Regions from separate parts of the Homo sapiens genome. Here region 2 is linked to region 1. A link is an interaction called in ENCODE POLR2A ChIA-PET data of the cell type or tissue named here. Cell type or tissue: OCI-LY7. All regions are shown on one strand. Each heading gives the region's core, and the rest is flanking DNA. Links, peaks and the distances in the headings are about the cores only.

What was found. ChIA-PET counts read pairs that join two places held together with the same protein. Peaks named below come from ENCODE experiments on the same cell type or tissue, not always from the same donor. Only the 100,000 strongest peaks of a DNase experiment are listed, where the experiment ranks them.
Region 2: POLR2A ChIA-PET joins it to region 1 with 6 read pairs; 1 of 35 experiments calls an interaction of 5 or more read pairs at or near these places.

The regions. Positions count from the first base shown.
Region 1 is chr7:107,327,529-107,338,827 of GRCh38, reverse strand. The region is part of intron 10 of COG5 (component of oligomeric golgi complex 5); the gene reads left to right. Among named protein-coding and RNA genes, the nearest start is that of GPR22, 140 kb to the left of the region's middle. In OCI-LY7, for the core only: no CTCF peak of the experiment used is centred there; a DNase peak (open chromatin) is centred at 5,757; H3K4me3 peaks cover 1,058 bases; H3K27ac peaks cover 1,172 bases.
Region 2 is chr7:106,868,928-106,872,927 of GRCh38, reverse strand. PIK3CG (phosphatidylinositol-4,5-bisphosphate 3-kinase catalytic subunit gamma) reads right to left here. Exons shown (of 11, transcript NM_001282426.2): 2 at 3,372-4,000; 3 at 326-391; 4 at 1-215. Among named protein-coding and RNA genes, the nearest start is that of PIK3CG, 5.6 kb to the right of the region's middle. In OCI-LY7, for the core only: no CTCF peak of the experiment used is centred there; DNase peaks (open chromatin) are centred at 927 and 1,677; H3K4me3 peaks cover 3,792 bases; H3K27ac peaks cover 3,627 bases.

The DNA.
Region 1 (11,299 bases), core at 3,734-7,733:
ATTTTAATATCATCTTTGGAGAAAAATCTATTAAAGTCTTTTGTCTATTTTAAATCACGTTATTTTTGGCTGTTACTATATATTCTAGATATTAACTTATTGTCCATTATATGGCTAGCAAATATTTTATCCCATTCTGTAGGTTGCTTTTACTCTCTGTTGTTTCCTCTACTGCATAGAAATCTTCAAGTTTGATGTAGTGTAATTTGTTTATTTTTGCTTTTGGTATCATATATAAGTAATTGCCAAATCCAGTGTCATGGAGCTTTTCCTTATTTTGGTCTAGGAGCTATAGCTTTAGGTCTTATGTTTAAGTCTAATCTTTTAAGTTAATTTTTATGTATGGTATAAGGTAAGAATTCAGCTTCTTTCCTTTGCATGTGTATGTATATCTAGTTTTCCCAGTAGCATTTATTGAAGAGGCTATTCTTTCCCCATTTTGTAGCCTTGGTGTACTTGTCAAAGATCATATGGCCATGTACTTGAGGGTTTATTTCTGGGCTATCTATTCTATGTCATTGGCCTATATGTCTTGTTTCATACCGGTACCATACTGTTTTGATTATGGAAGCTTTGTAATATATTTTGAAGTCAGAATGTATGAGACCACTAGTTTTGTTTTCCTTCTCAAAAAAGATATTTGAGGTCCTTGAGACTTCATGTGAATTTTAGGATTTTTTTTTCTTATTTCTACTAAAAATGCCATTGAGATTTCTTCAGCACAAAAATTGATTTCCTTTTATTGAAGAAAAATGTAGTTGTGGACAAAAATGTGGGTTTTTGTTGATGGCAGCCCATTGTTCAGTGCATTATGGTAACATTATGCAGCTTTAATGCTGAAGTGGAATACCTCTCAATTCTGAGGATACTGGTTTTGATCCTGTTTTTAAAAATTGATACATAATTTCTGTACATATTCATGGGGTACTTATGATATTTTCTTTCATGCATAGAATGTAATGATCAAGTTAGGGTATTTAGGGTATTCATCTCCTCAGGTACCTATTTCCATGTGGGAACATCTCAAGTCCTGTCTTCAAGCTATTTTGTAATAAAAAATACATTGTTGTTAACTATAGCCACCTTACTCTGCTATTGAACATTAGAACTTATTTCTTCTAACTGTATGTTTTTAGCCATTTACCAACCCCCACTTTCTCCCCCACCCAAAACACACACCCCTTCCCAGCCTCTTTGATATCTATCCTTCTTCTCTCTCCCTCCATGAGATCAAAATTTTAAGCTCCCATATATGCCATATATGAGTAAAAATGTGCAATCTTTTGTCTTTCTGTGCTTGGCCTGTTTCACTTAATGACTTGCAGTTCCATCAGCATTGCTGCAGATGTCCAGATTTCATTCTCTTTTTGTGGCCAAGTAGTATTCCATTGTGTATATGTGTCATGTTTTCTTTATCCATTCATCCTTCAATGGACGCTTAGGTTGATTTCATATCTTCGCTTTTGCAAATAGTGGTACAATAAATATAAACCCCTTTGATACACTATATCCTTTTCTTTAGATAAATACCCAGTAATGTGATTGCTGAAGTATATGATAGTTCTCTTTTTAGTTTTTTGAGAAATCTCTGTACTATTTTCCATAGTGGCTACACTAATTTACCTTTCCACCAACAATGCGTAAGTGTTCCTTTTTCCCTGCATCCTCACCAGTATGTGTTATTTTTTGTTTTTTTAATAGTAGTCATTCTAACTGGGGTAAGGTCATATCTCGTTGTGGTTTTGATTTGCATTTCCCTGATGATTAGTGATGTTGACAATTTTTTAATGTACCTCTTGTCCATTTGTATGTCTTCTCTTGAGAAATGTCTATTCCAGTCCTTTGCCCACTTTTTAATGGGATTATTTGTTTCTTACTGTTGAATTGACTGAGTTCTTTCTATGTTCTGGATATTTGTCCTTCTGGCTCCCAGGCGGTCTGCACTGGTCTTGGCTGTGGCTGCAATGAGCTGGCTGGGTCATTCCCCAGGCCCACAGGTGGCATATGCAAGTGAGTGACTGCTGTGGTAGTAGCGGTAGCCTGGGTTATTTGAGAACCTGCTGTACATCATTTTGTTTAAAATTACAATTCAAAAACCCTGTCAGTGACTTTAATTGAGGAATGTTGTGAACTCATAAATTGATTTAAAAATTTTTTATTTTGTAATAGATATACATATTTTCAGGTATATGTGTTAATTTGTTACATTCATATAATGTGTAAAGATCAAATCAAGGTAATTGGGATATCCATCACCTTAAGTATATATTTTATTTATGAATTTGAATTATTCTCTTCCAGCCATTTTGAAATGTACAATAGATTATTGTTAACTGTCATCACCCTGCTGATCTATCGAACTCTGGGTCTTATTTCTTCTATCTAACTGTATATTTGTAGTCATCAATCAGCCCCTTTGTGTCTCTCTCTCCTCGATTTTTTCCAGCATCTGGTAACCACCAGTCTACTCACTATCTTCATGAGATCCACATTTCTAGCTCACACATAGTGTAAGAATATGCAATATTTCTGTTTCTGTGCTTGGTGTATTTCACTTTTCATACAGTTTCAGCCATGTTGCTGCAAATGAAAGGATTTCACTCTTTTTTATAACTGAATAATATTCTACTGGGTATATATGCCACATTTTATTTATCCCTTGATGGACAATTAGGTTGATTTCATACTTTGGCTATTGTGAATAGTGCTTCATTAAACAAGGGAGTACAGATATCTTTTTGATATATTTTATTTCTTTCTTTTGGATGATCTGGCCATTACTGAGAGTGGGGTTTTGAAGTTCTCTACTATTATTGTGTTGCTATCTATCTCTCCTTTTAGATACGTTAACGTTTTCTTTATATACTTGGATGTTTCAATATTGGGTGCATACATATTTATAATTGTTATATATCTTTTTGCCAAATTGACCCCTTTCTCATTATGTAGTGATCTTTGTCCTTTTTATAGTCTTTGGCTTGTAGTCTCTTTTATCTGATATAAGTATAGTTTTTCCTGCTCTTTTTGGTTTCCAGTTGCATAGAATATCTTTTTGCATCCCTTTACATTCAGTTCATGTGTGTCTTTGTAGGTGAAGTAGGTTTCTTGCAGGCAGTGTATAGTTGAGTCTTGTTTCTTGATCCATTCAGCTACTCTGTGTCTTTTATTATAATTGTACAATTGAATCCATTTACATTCGCTGTTATTACTAATAAGTAAGAACTCACTACTGCCATTTTGTTGTTTATTTCTGGTTTTGTAATTCCTCTTCCTTTTTCCCTTTCTTACTGTATTTTGTTAGCGCTTAAGTAATTTTTGTCTGATAGTATGTTTTAATTTGTTGCTTTTTATTTTTAGTAAATGTTTTAGGGACTTTTGAATCATTATTATGAGGCTTACAAAAAACATAAGTTGTTTTGTTTTATTTTATTACTTTTTGAGATGAAGTCTTGCTCTGTAGCCCAGGCTGGAGTGCAGTGGTGCGATGTCAGCTCACCGCAACCTCCACTTCCCGGGTTCAAGTGATTCTCCTGCCTCAGCCTCCTGAGTAGCTGGGATTACAGGTGCACACCACTGCACCCAGCTATTTTTTGTATTTTTAGTAGAGGCAGGGTTTCACCATCTTGGCCAGGCTGGTCTTGAACATAAGTTATTTTAAAGAGATGACAACTTAGATGACAAAAGATACAAAGAAAGAAAAAACTTTAAAAACTTTACATTTTAACTCCATTCTCCTACATTCTGACTTTTTGTTTGGTCAATTTACTTTTTTTCACTGAGAAAACACCTGTGAATCAATTTACATATTTTTGTGTTGCCTATAAATATAAAACATGTCAATCTTTAAATATCAATATGATATATCTAACAGATTGCTATAGCTATTATTGTTTTTCATAGATGTGTCATGCTAGAGTTATGAGTGGATCACACAGCACAGTTACAGTATTAGAGTATTCTGGTTTTGTTTGCGTACTTAATTTTAACGGTGGGTTTTATACCTTCAGATGTTTTTGTTTATTTGCATATTACTGTTTTTTTTTTTCTTTCAGAATTTTAAGAACTCCATTTAGTATCTCTTGTAAGACAGGTCTGATGGTGGTGAATCCTTTCAACTTCTGTCTTCTTCCTTTTTGAAGCATAGCTTTGTTGAATACAGTATTTTGGATAGCATTTTTTTTTTCACTTTGAAAATGTTATCCCACTCTCTCCTGGCCTGTGTGGTTACCATTGAGAAGTCTGTTGCCAGACCAATTGTAGCGCTCCTTTATATAGTACTGGTTTCTTTTGCTGCTTTTAGGATCTTCTCTTTCTCCTTGGCCTTTGAGATTTTAATTATTATATGCCTTGGGGTAGTTTTATTTGGTTGTAATCTGTTTGATTTTTTTCAACCTTCCTGTAACTGGATATTCATAGCTTTCTCAAATTTTGGAAGTTTTTTTTATAATCTTCAAGCTTGGAACACTTCTGTAAGATCAACTTCTTTAGCTTCTGCTTATGAGTGGAAACATGCAGCATTTATCTTTTTGTTCCTGGCTTATCTTACTTAACATAATGTCCTCCAGCCTCATTCATGTTACCTTGAATGACAGGATTTCATTCTTTTTATGGCTGAATAGTATTCTATAGTGTGGATATACCACATTTTCTTAATCCGTTTCTCTGTAGATACTTAGGTTGATTCCGTAGCTTGACCAGTGCTGCAGTAAACATGAGAATGAAGATACCTCTTTGACATACTGATTTCCTTTCCTTTGGATATATACCTAGTGCTGGGATTGCAGGAATTTTCAAAATACTAGTAAACCATGCATTCTTAACTGGGGGCAATATTGACCCCAAGAGAGAGAAAATAGTTCTCATTTTTCTTTCTTAGTTTCTCTTATTAGGGAGAAACTAAACCTTATTAATCAACCTTTAACACCATTATTTGACAGTGATCTCTAGGTAAGTATGAGATTAGGCATTAGGCATTTGGGTTTAAAGAGGAACTTTTACTTTTTACTCTATGTATGTTAGTATTGAAATTTTTACATCCAGAATTTACTGTTCTAGTTAGCATTAACATTTAGATTATCTCTATTGCTCCTCCAAAAAATTTAAAAGAATAATAGAAACATCATATTTAATCCTTTCATCCAGAGACAACACCTGTTACTATTTTGTAAAAAGTCTTTGTGTTTATCTGTATTTATTTTAATAAATGCTATCTGTTCTACCTTCAAAATGTATTTAAAATCTGACTACTTTTCACTATCTTTGACTGCCTCATTAATCTAAGCTCTTATTTTATAAAACAAAAAGTTGATTGCATTATAAATATTTTTTTCTCTCTGAACAGTGTACATGTAAAAGCTAATATTTTGATTTTATTGGAAATTCTTTGGGTTTCTTATTTTGCTCTGTAGTGTGTGTATAGGGTTGTACATGTATAGGGTTTCTTACTTTGCTCTGTGGTGTTCATCTTGAAGTTCCTATTTAATTTCCATAGCTTTCTTCTTTGTAATGAGACAGCAAAATGTTTCCCCTCGAAGGCTATTTTTCAACAAAGAGAAATTTTTATTTGCCTTATTTTATTTGCTTTGCCAGGATCCCTCTGCTTTGAATCCAGAAAATGATTAAGAACTAATTTAAAATTAATATATTCTTGATTTCTTTGATCAAATCGGCAGGCTTCCTTATTCACAACATGATTTATCCGCAGAGATCTCTGGCATAGACCTTTTGCTAAGTTTTTTACACTGTACTTCCTTTGATCTTAATTTAGCTCCCTCTGCTTCTCTCTGACTTCCTCTTAGTAAGCACACTGACTTAGAAACAATTTATCAAGGACCAAAAAAATTGTATTGCTTATCCTTACCTCCCCCTTTTGCCTCAAAGGTGTCTGCTTCTTTTTCAGGCTTAGTTTTCACTTTTGTTTTTTGATTCCACATCATCCCGTCTTGGTTTTCTCCGGTATCAACTTCTTTCCTCCTTCCTTCTTTTCAGTGTTTTACCATCTAAATATTTTTTTAAAACAACAGAAACCTGAGTCCTTTATTTTCTTCTAAACACTTTTTTCCTTCACACTCAGGTTTCAGTAAGCTACCTGGTATCTCTACTTCCCTGCTTCTCTTTTGCCCCACACCCTTGATGTCAAGGTTTCACTCTACTGAAACCTTGTTGGTCAGTGCACCTTAGTGACCCAGATGCCAAATCCTTCTGCCCACTTCTCAGACCATGTTTACTTCACTCCTCTGAGGTGATTGACCACTTCTTCTTAAATCTCTCCTCCCTCAGGTATTCCCACTCTTCAGAATTCCTTTATTGATTCCTCCTCCTCTTCATCCCCTTCCTTTTAAAATATTTATAAAATTTCAAACATATACCAAACTATAGAACCCAAGTATAGGACAGTGAATACCTATGTACCTGCCATCCAGTTTCAGTGATTATTAACTTATGCTCAATCTTTATTTTATAATCATCTCCACCCACTCCTCTCTCTCCACTCTGAATCATTTCTTCCACCAACTTTTAATTGATTTATTCCCTGTGGCCCACCCTCAACATTGTTTTCTTCCCATGCCACATGCAATATATGGAAAAGCTCGCACAGGCTAATAGTTTCTACCACCTCTAAATGCTGATAACACTTAAATCTATTTTTTTAGCATAGATCTTGCTGAAAAGCAGTCAGTGGCCAGGTGTGGTGGCTCATGCCTGTAATCCCAGTACTTTCAGAGGCCAAGGCGGGCGATCACATGAGGTCAGGAGTTCGAGACCATCCTGGCCAACATGGCGAAACCGCATCTCTACTAAAAATACAAAAATTATCTGGGCGTGGTAGCAGGTGCCTGTAATCCCAGCTACTCAGGAGGCTGAGGCACGGGAATCATTTATCATTTGGACCCTGGAGGCAGAGGCTGCAGTGAGCCGAGATCGTGCCACTGTACTCCAGCCTGGGTAACAGAGTGGGACTCCATCTCAAAAAAAAAAAAAAAAAAAGAGGCAAGCAGGGTCATCTCCACTTGGATGCCCCACAGGTTCCAGAAGCATAAGTTTAAAAGAGCACATCTTTCTTTGCCCACCTGCTGCTTCTTCTTAAATTCTATTTTGGTTGCATAATCTTCATCCTCCTAGTTCTTCATAAATATATTTAGTCCTAGTTATTAATAAATACATCTTCTGGCCCATCAAGTTGTATCAGTTTTCCTGCTGCCCACTCTTACTCTACTACTCTGGCCATAGAAAGGTACCTTTTGCCTAGATTTTTTCAGTAAATTCCTAACTGATCTTTTTGCCTGTAGACTTGATAACACCCCGCACACTATTCATCTTCCACATTATTATCAGAGTGATTTTCTTTTTCTTTTTTTTTGAGATGGAGTCTTGCTCTGTCGCCCAGTCTGGAGTGCAGTGCTGTGATCTCGGCTCACTGCAAGCTCCGCCTCCCGGGTTCACGCCATTCTCCTGCCTCAGCCTCCTGAGTAGCTGGGACTATAGGCACCCGCCACCACGCCTGGCTAATTTTTTTGTATTTTTAGTAGAGATGGTGTTTCATAATGGTAGCCAGGATGGTCCCGATCTCCTGACCTCGTGATCTCGGCCTCCCAAAGTGCTGGGATTACAGGCGTGAGCCACCGTGCCCAGCCCAGAATGATTTTCTTATAGCACAGCTTGATCATGGTATTATCTTATTAAAACTCTCAAGCGGTTCACTATTATATCTATGATGAATGTAGACATACCTTGATCTGATCCTTGTCTTACTTTCCATTCTTATGTCCTCCCTCTTTGCTGAATGCTCACTTTTTATTCAGAGGATAGAAAACACTTTTTCACATCTCTGTGTACCATTAGCTGGGTGTGGTGGCACGCACCTGTAGTCCCAACTACTCAGGAGGCCTAGACAGGAGAATCGCTTGAACCCGGAAGGCGGAGGTTACAGTGAGCTGAGATCGCACCACTGCACTCCAGCCTGGGCAACAGGGTGAGACTCTGTCTCAAAAAAAAAAAAAAAAAGGGATCTAGCTCAAGAGATCCTGATTCTTCATAACAAAATAAATCCCATGAAAATATTATTTCTACTATTTACATGAGGAAATCAAAAGCTCAGAAAGATGAAGTCACCTTTCTAGAGTCACAGCACAAGTGGTAGACCTTGGATTTAAGTCAAGGTTATTTGACTTCAAAACCCATACTCTTTTCACTATACTCAGCACAATAAAGTTAGCATGAAAATTTGGACCTTATTCAATGTGCAGTAAGAAGCTGTCAAATATATTTGAGCCAGGAAATCCATGGTCAATTTGGTGTTATAAAGAGAAAAACTAAAGAATATATGCTTTGAAAGCTGTTTTGTTTAAGTATTAATTATTCTAAGTTTCTCTGTATACATTTAATTATGTTGAAATCAATGGCTAAAGCAAAGGCCAAGCCATAATTCTAAATAATAGATTTATCTTTAAAAAGTTCTGACATTTTTGTATATTTTACTTTTGTTCTATTTATATGTAATAATATGTGTCTGTTTAGTTTTATTATCAGCTTATGTGGCCTCAGCCAAAAGTCCAAATTTCATTGTTTCTTAAAGTTAGAATTATACTGTTTGTATTTATAACCAAGAAACAAGGTCAGAAAGATACTTTAAATTACAAATGTTTCCCTGAATTGATCTGATAACGTGATTCCATTTAACTTAATGTAAGACATACTGGGAGTCAGTTATAAATAGATCATTGTCAAATATCCTTCCAGTTCAAATCTACCTGAATTATTCAAAATGTAGTTCAATTAATTTTGTTTCAAAATGTTTAGAAGCAAATATGTAACAGGCTGACTTGACTTGAAACAAGCACAGTGATTTTTATATAGCTTCATATTTTCTTTATGCAGGAAATTATATTTATGTGATGTAGTTTTGACAATAAAATTTTGTTTTTGTTTTCTTAAAGACAGGGTCTTATTCTGTCATCCAGGCTGGATTGCAGTGATGTGATCCTGGCTCACTGCAGCCTTGAACTCCTGAGCTAAAGCAGTCTCCTGCCTCAGCCTCCAAAGTAGCTGAGACCACAGGCACATGCTCCCACACTCAGCTAATTTTTTAAATTTTTGTGTAGAAACGGGGGGGGTCTCGCTGTTGCCAAGGATGGTCTTGAACTCCTGGCCTCAAGCGATCCTCCCACCTTGGCCTCCCAAAGTGTTGGAATTACAGGTATGAGCCACTGCACATGGCAATAACATTTCTGACTACCGTTTGATAATTAAAATTAACATTCTATCTTTTTATATTTTGGTAGGAGATATAGATTTACTATTATATAGTATAGTATATGTACATATACTATTATATATGTGTATATATAGGGATACATCATACATACACAGCATATACATATCTGTATAAATAGATGGGTATATAGATATAGAAAATCATTGCTTTAACATACTATCTTACCCCAAATCCACCTTTTTATTATTATCTTCTATACTTTCCCATTCCCTCTGAATCTACTTTATATCTCTTTATGTCTCCCAAGGACTTTTCACATCCTTTCTTGTTCCAACAGCTATGTGTCCTTCTTAGTACATCTCTTTAGTAGCTGCCTCTAGCTGTTAATTTAGACCAGTCCTTGGGATGGATTGATTGATTTATTCAACAATTGTATTAGGATATCAGGGTTCTTCAGAGAAACAAAAGCAACAGGAAATGTTATATATTTGTATGTAGAAAATAAGGAATTGGCCAATGGGATTATGGACACAAGTCTGTAGATCTGTAGATCTGTAGTTGGCAAGCTGGAAAGCCAATGATGTAGTCCCAGTCCAAAGGCCTGCAGGCTCAGACCTAGAAAAAGCTGGCGTTTCAGTGGTGGCGTGTGCCTGTAGTCCCAGGTACTCAGGAAGCTGAGGCAGGAGAATCGCTTGAGCCCGGGAGGCGGAGGTTGCAATGAGCCAAGATCACACCACTGCACTCCAGCCTGGGCGACAGAGCGAGACTCCGTCTTAAAATAATAATAATAAAAACATAATAAAATAATAAAAATAAAATAAATTGTTTTCTGTTTCCAAAAAGTTTCCTTAAAAATATTTCTACTATTGTTTTAACTAGTGAAATTTCTTAAGAGTTTTATGGGGGAAAGAATCTCAGGCTATGATAATTGTACTAAAATGTGTATTAGAATAACTTTTTTAAATAAGGGAAGTAACTAATTCATTTTCCCTGTCCCCCATCTCTTGGCAATTACCATTATTCTTTCTGCTTCTAAGAGTTTGACTATTTTAGCTACTTCATATAAGTAGAATCTTGCAGCATTTATCTTTTTGTGACTGGCTTGTTTCACTTAGTGTAACATCTTCAAGGTTCATTCATATTGTAGCATATGATAGGATTTCTTTCTTTTTTAAGACTGAAGAGTGTTCTATTGTAAGTACAGTCATACACCACATAATGACATTTCAGTCAATGACAGGCTGCACATACAACTGTGGCCTCATAAGACTGTAGTACTGTATATTTGCTGTGTCTTTTTGATGTTTAGATACACAAATGTACTATTGTGTTACAATTACCTACAGTATTCATTACAATGACATGTACAAGTTTGTAGCCCAGGAGTGATAGGCTATCACATAAAGCCTGCTTGTGTAGTAGGCTATCCCTTCTAGGTTTGTGTAAGTACATTCTGTGATTTTTGCACAATGACAGAATTGCCTGAGGCATTTCTCAGGCACATTCCTATCATTCAGAAATGCATGACTGAATGAATATACTACATTTTCTTTATCCATTCATTCTTTGATAGACATTTGGGTTGTTATCATCTCTTGGCTTTTATGAATAATGCTGCAGTAAACATGAGTATTCAAATAAATCTTCAAGATCCTGCTTTCAGCTCTTTTACTTATATACCCAGAAGTGGAATTGCTGGATCATATGGTAATTTTGAGCAACCTCCCTAATGTTTTCCATAGTGGCTACACTATTTTACATTTCTACCAACAGTGCACAAAATTTCCAGTTTCTCCACATCCTCGCTGAGACTTGTTATTTACCAGTTTTTTATAGTAGCCATCCTAATGGATGTGAGATGACATCTCAGTATGGTTTTGATTTGCATTTCCATGATAATTAGTGATATTGAGCATCTTTTCATGTGCTTGTTGGCCAGCCATTTATTTATTTGCTTTGGAGAAGTGTCTACTCAAGTCCTTTGCCTGTTTTTTAATCATGGTATTTGTTTTTTTAATTGTTGAATTGTCAGAGCCATTTATATATTCTGAATATTAACTCCTTATTAGATATATGGTTAGCAAA
Region 2 (4,000 bases), core at 1-4,000, 460 kb after region 1:
ACGTCATACTTTTCAGCAGAGAGCGATTTAATATCAAGGGTGACTTTTTGTAACATCTCGATTACTTGGACTTGTTGGGTAAAGTCGTGCAGCATGGCTGTGCCACAGCCCCTCAGATAGGCTTCCAGAATCACAGCGAACCTCTGCTGATAGTGTCTGGACTGGGCTATCTCACTTCTCAAGAACCAAAACAAAAAGTGACCAATTCTTTTGTTCTGAGGGCAGGTACAAGAAAGTTGAAATTATTATGACTAATGCTTTAGGTCTACCAGTTAATTCTTGGCAACTTAAAATTTCACGCTATTATCAAAATGGAAGTACTTACTCTTAAACCACGCTTCAGCAGAAATCTGGCAAGGGCGCTATCATGGTATGGTTCAAATTTCACAGCCTAAAGGAAGAACACATTGGCATTTGTAGGACTGTACTCTATGTCGTTGAATCAGGGAAAAGGAAATGGAGAAGAACTGGTGCTCTGCTTTACTGGGTCTTCACGGCTAGAAAGATGAAAATCTTAACAGTCACTTAAGTTTAATCCTGTCTGTTAGAGGACACTTAGGACCAGACTGAACCACTTGCTTAAGATCATAGAGCAGCCGATGACATAACTGGGATTAGAGGATGAAACTTTTGACTCACAGTCATGTGCTGCTGATAAATTCAAAGGTGAAGAGGTGAGGGAATTTGCTCTAATTAGGTCTTACTGGTTTTGTTGGAGGGGTAGAGGGGGAAGATGGAGACACTGTAACCAATCTATAAAGTGGAAGGTAAGAGAGAATGTGAGAAAGAAAATGGACAGTGGAGATATAGTATAATACACGTAAGGAGAAAAATATTTGTTAGATGGAAAGATCCTAAAAGCCCTATAGCTTCCCTTTTCGGCATCTCACTGGCAAGTCACTGAACTGTCTCACAGGTCCTTAACTACAAGTAAACAGTGGCTCTAGATCAATCCACACAGAGCAATCACTACCCTCTGCCACACTGTGGTGTGTACAGAGCTTTCTGTCCAAAAGTCCCTGATTTTATGTTTTCTTAAGTATAATTTGATCTTCATTTTTAGTGTTTAGTAATTTTCATATCACTTGGCTGATGTTAGAGAATATTGACTTAGTACAGCTCCATTACTGATGAGGAAGAACTGATAAAATGTAAAAAACACAATTAAATCTTGTGAGTGCATAGGTGTTTCATTGTTCTCTGTGCTTTTCTGTAAGTTTGAAATAGTTCATAATTTTAAAAGCAGCAACACTAACATTGTTCAGATTATTATAAAAGCATATATAAAGTTAGAGGATAGATGTTATATGTAAACATGAAGAAAGACTTAATATTAAATATCTCAGAGTATACACTTTATGAATAGAAATGGTGTATCCTTTTTTCCTAAGGAACGGAAGAAATTCACATTCTAGTTTATATTTTAGGAACTGGAGGCTTCTTGGAAGGATTTATAATTCTTCCTCTGGTTTTCCAGTTTGGACATGATCACTAGTGGCTTCATCATGTTTCAATTATACAAGTGTTTACAAAAATGCTTTTCAAAAGTATGGTCAAATAGGTGCCACTGTAGCTGCATCAAAGGCCTTAATTCTGAGAATGTGGTCTTTTAGCCACCAGTACTCATTTTCGCAATGTTTTAAGTTTCTAAGCCAGATGTGAGTCTTTCTGACCTTCTTCAGGTTTCACTTCTGTAAAGACAGTGCAGATCTCAACTAGGAGACCATTTTGATCAGGAATGAGTCATTTAGCCATAGCTGAAAATGTCTCAAGTAGTTTTACAAATGACTATTCTTCTTCAGATTTAAGACCACAAATTCAATGTTAATATTATGTATTGACCTCTTTCATTTAACACATTTCTAAAAAGAACATTATTCATTTTCCAGCTCTTTAAAGTTTACTTGTGAACATGACAATGAAAAATAATTCCTGTTAGCCTTGGGGTTTGCAACAGAGCTCATCCAAGTTTTTTTCATGTTGTTTCTGTTATGGAGAGCTAGAAAACTGAAGATTCTTTAATTATTCTAAAATTCTTTAGTGTTATACAAATATCTCAACTAGTGAAAAAACTACTGAATATATTTAATGGATGAAAACAAAGCCAAATGTAATGTTTCAAGTATCTAACAGGAAGGTGAAGATTGAGAGTTTAAGTTGAGGCTATCCAAAATGCTTATCAGAAAACTCCAGAACTTCCTATAAATACGGATAGTGATTAGATAGTTTAGTGTGTAAAATTTAGTCTGGCTAATCCTAAAGATCTCAGGTCAAATGTCACTTACTCAGAACTGTCCCGGGGTCTCTTAATCAAAATTAAGTGTCCCTTGGACCCCTGGACTGTTTTCTCATAATACGGTATAGTTTTCCCTAAAGTATTTGTCACAATTTGGTATTAAACATCTATTTGTGTGTGTACTCATTTAATGCCAGTCTTCTCAGTACATGTTGTTGAATTAATGAATGAAGGCTGTGCTCTAAAATAGCATTTCTATTCAAATTCCTTTACTTCTTTTCCCTTGTCAAGCAGTACAATATAAGTTGAGAACTGCTAAAGTGAGCAGGGGAACTGTTCCCCCTTCTTTCTTTAACTTCTTAACTAAACCTTAGAAAAATCACTTGTCCTCTCAGGACCCCAGGGAACATCATGAGAAACGGAGCAGAAATACATACAGTCCTGTACCTATCTGCAGAGAGGAGCTTTCAAGACTCTACCCAGATATGAGATATTATTCTGTGAACTGTAACAGACATACACAGAGAATAAGACCTTTTATCTCTAGCCCCAGAATCCTGACACCAGACTGATGAAGGATATGGTGGTGGATTTGTGAAGGATTTGGGGTAGTGAAAAGAGCAGGATCTGGAGGGAGACCTCCTGGGTTTGAATTCTGGTCTACCTCTTTCAAAGTATGTGACCTTGGGCACATTACTTAGCCTCTTTGTACCTCAGTTTCCTCATGTAAAAAGTGCAAATGTCAATTTGACCTCCATCATAGTTATTGGAAGAGTTAAATGAGATAATACACTGAAAGCATGTCAGTCACTTGGAGCCTTGGCACAAGAAAGCATTCAGTAAGTGCAATCTATCATTAAAATAATAAATGAGAACAAAGTATTCCCACAGGGCCAATTCTCCTAAAAACGTGAAGTACTAATGTCTGCAAAACCCTTGTCAGCAAACCCTCCGAGACAGTAAAAATGTACATGGAACAGTTTACTACTTTTTGAGGCAGCTTCATCATATCTACTTTTGCCGATGATGAAGCTCTGAACAAAGGGCATTTGATGACAACTGAATGGAGTGCCTGTGCATATGCAAATCAATTCCTTTTGAGAAGGCTTCCATTGATAACACCAACATCCCCTACCTGGACCAATTGTAGAAGGTAATGCAGAACATCATCGTCCTCCAAGCTCTCCAGTTTCTGAACTGCAATGGCTCTTACATTTTCATCTGAGAAGTTGCAGTCCAGGAGCTGCATTGTTAACCCAACATCCAAAGCACTTTGATCCCAGACTTCCCTTCTGGCCAACAATTGGTATGTTTTGGCCACAATTTCTTGCTGTCCCCATTTCACTGAACTAAATAGCTTAGGATATGCTTTTGGGTGCTTAAGGCTTTCGTATCTAAAATGCCAGAGCAATTCTTTGTCCTCTGCTGTGAGAGGGTTAAGTGGATCAGTGGCTATGATCGCCTCCAATTGCTTGCGAAGCTGGTTGGGCATTTCTGCTCGAACCCGGTCCCCTTCCGGGTCAGGGGTGGGCTGATGCTTAGGCAGGGCTATCGGGTGGCAGTAATTGTCCAGAAGAATGGAGATGGACATTGAGTTCTCCTTGTCTGGGTTAGTTGCAGACGTGAGTTTGTCAGCATTGAAGCTTCCTTGGTCTTCTCCCTTCCCAGATATCTGCCACATGTGGAGGACGTATTCTCCACGGCGCAGGAGGAAACGGTGGTCTATCAGCAGCAGGTTCACATAATAGAGAAGCTGAACTTTGC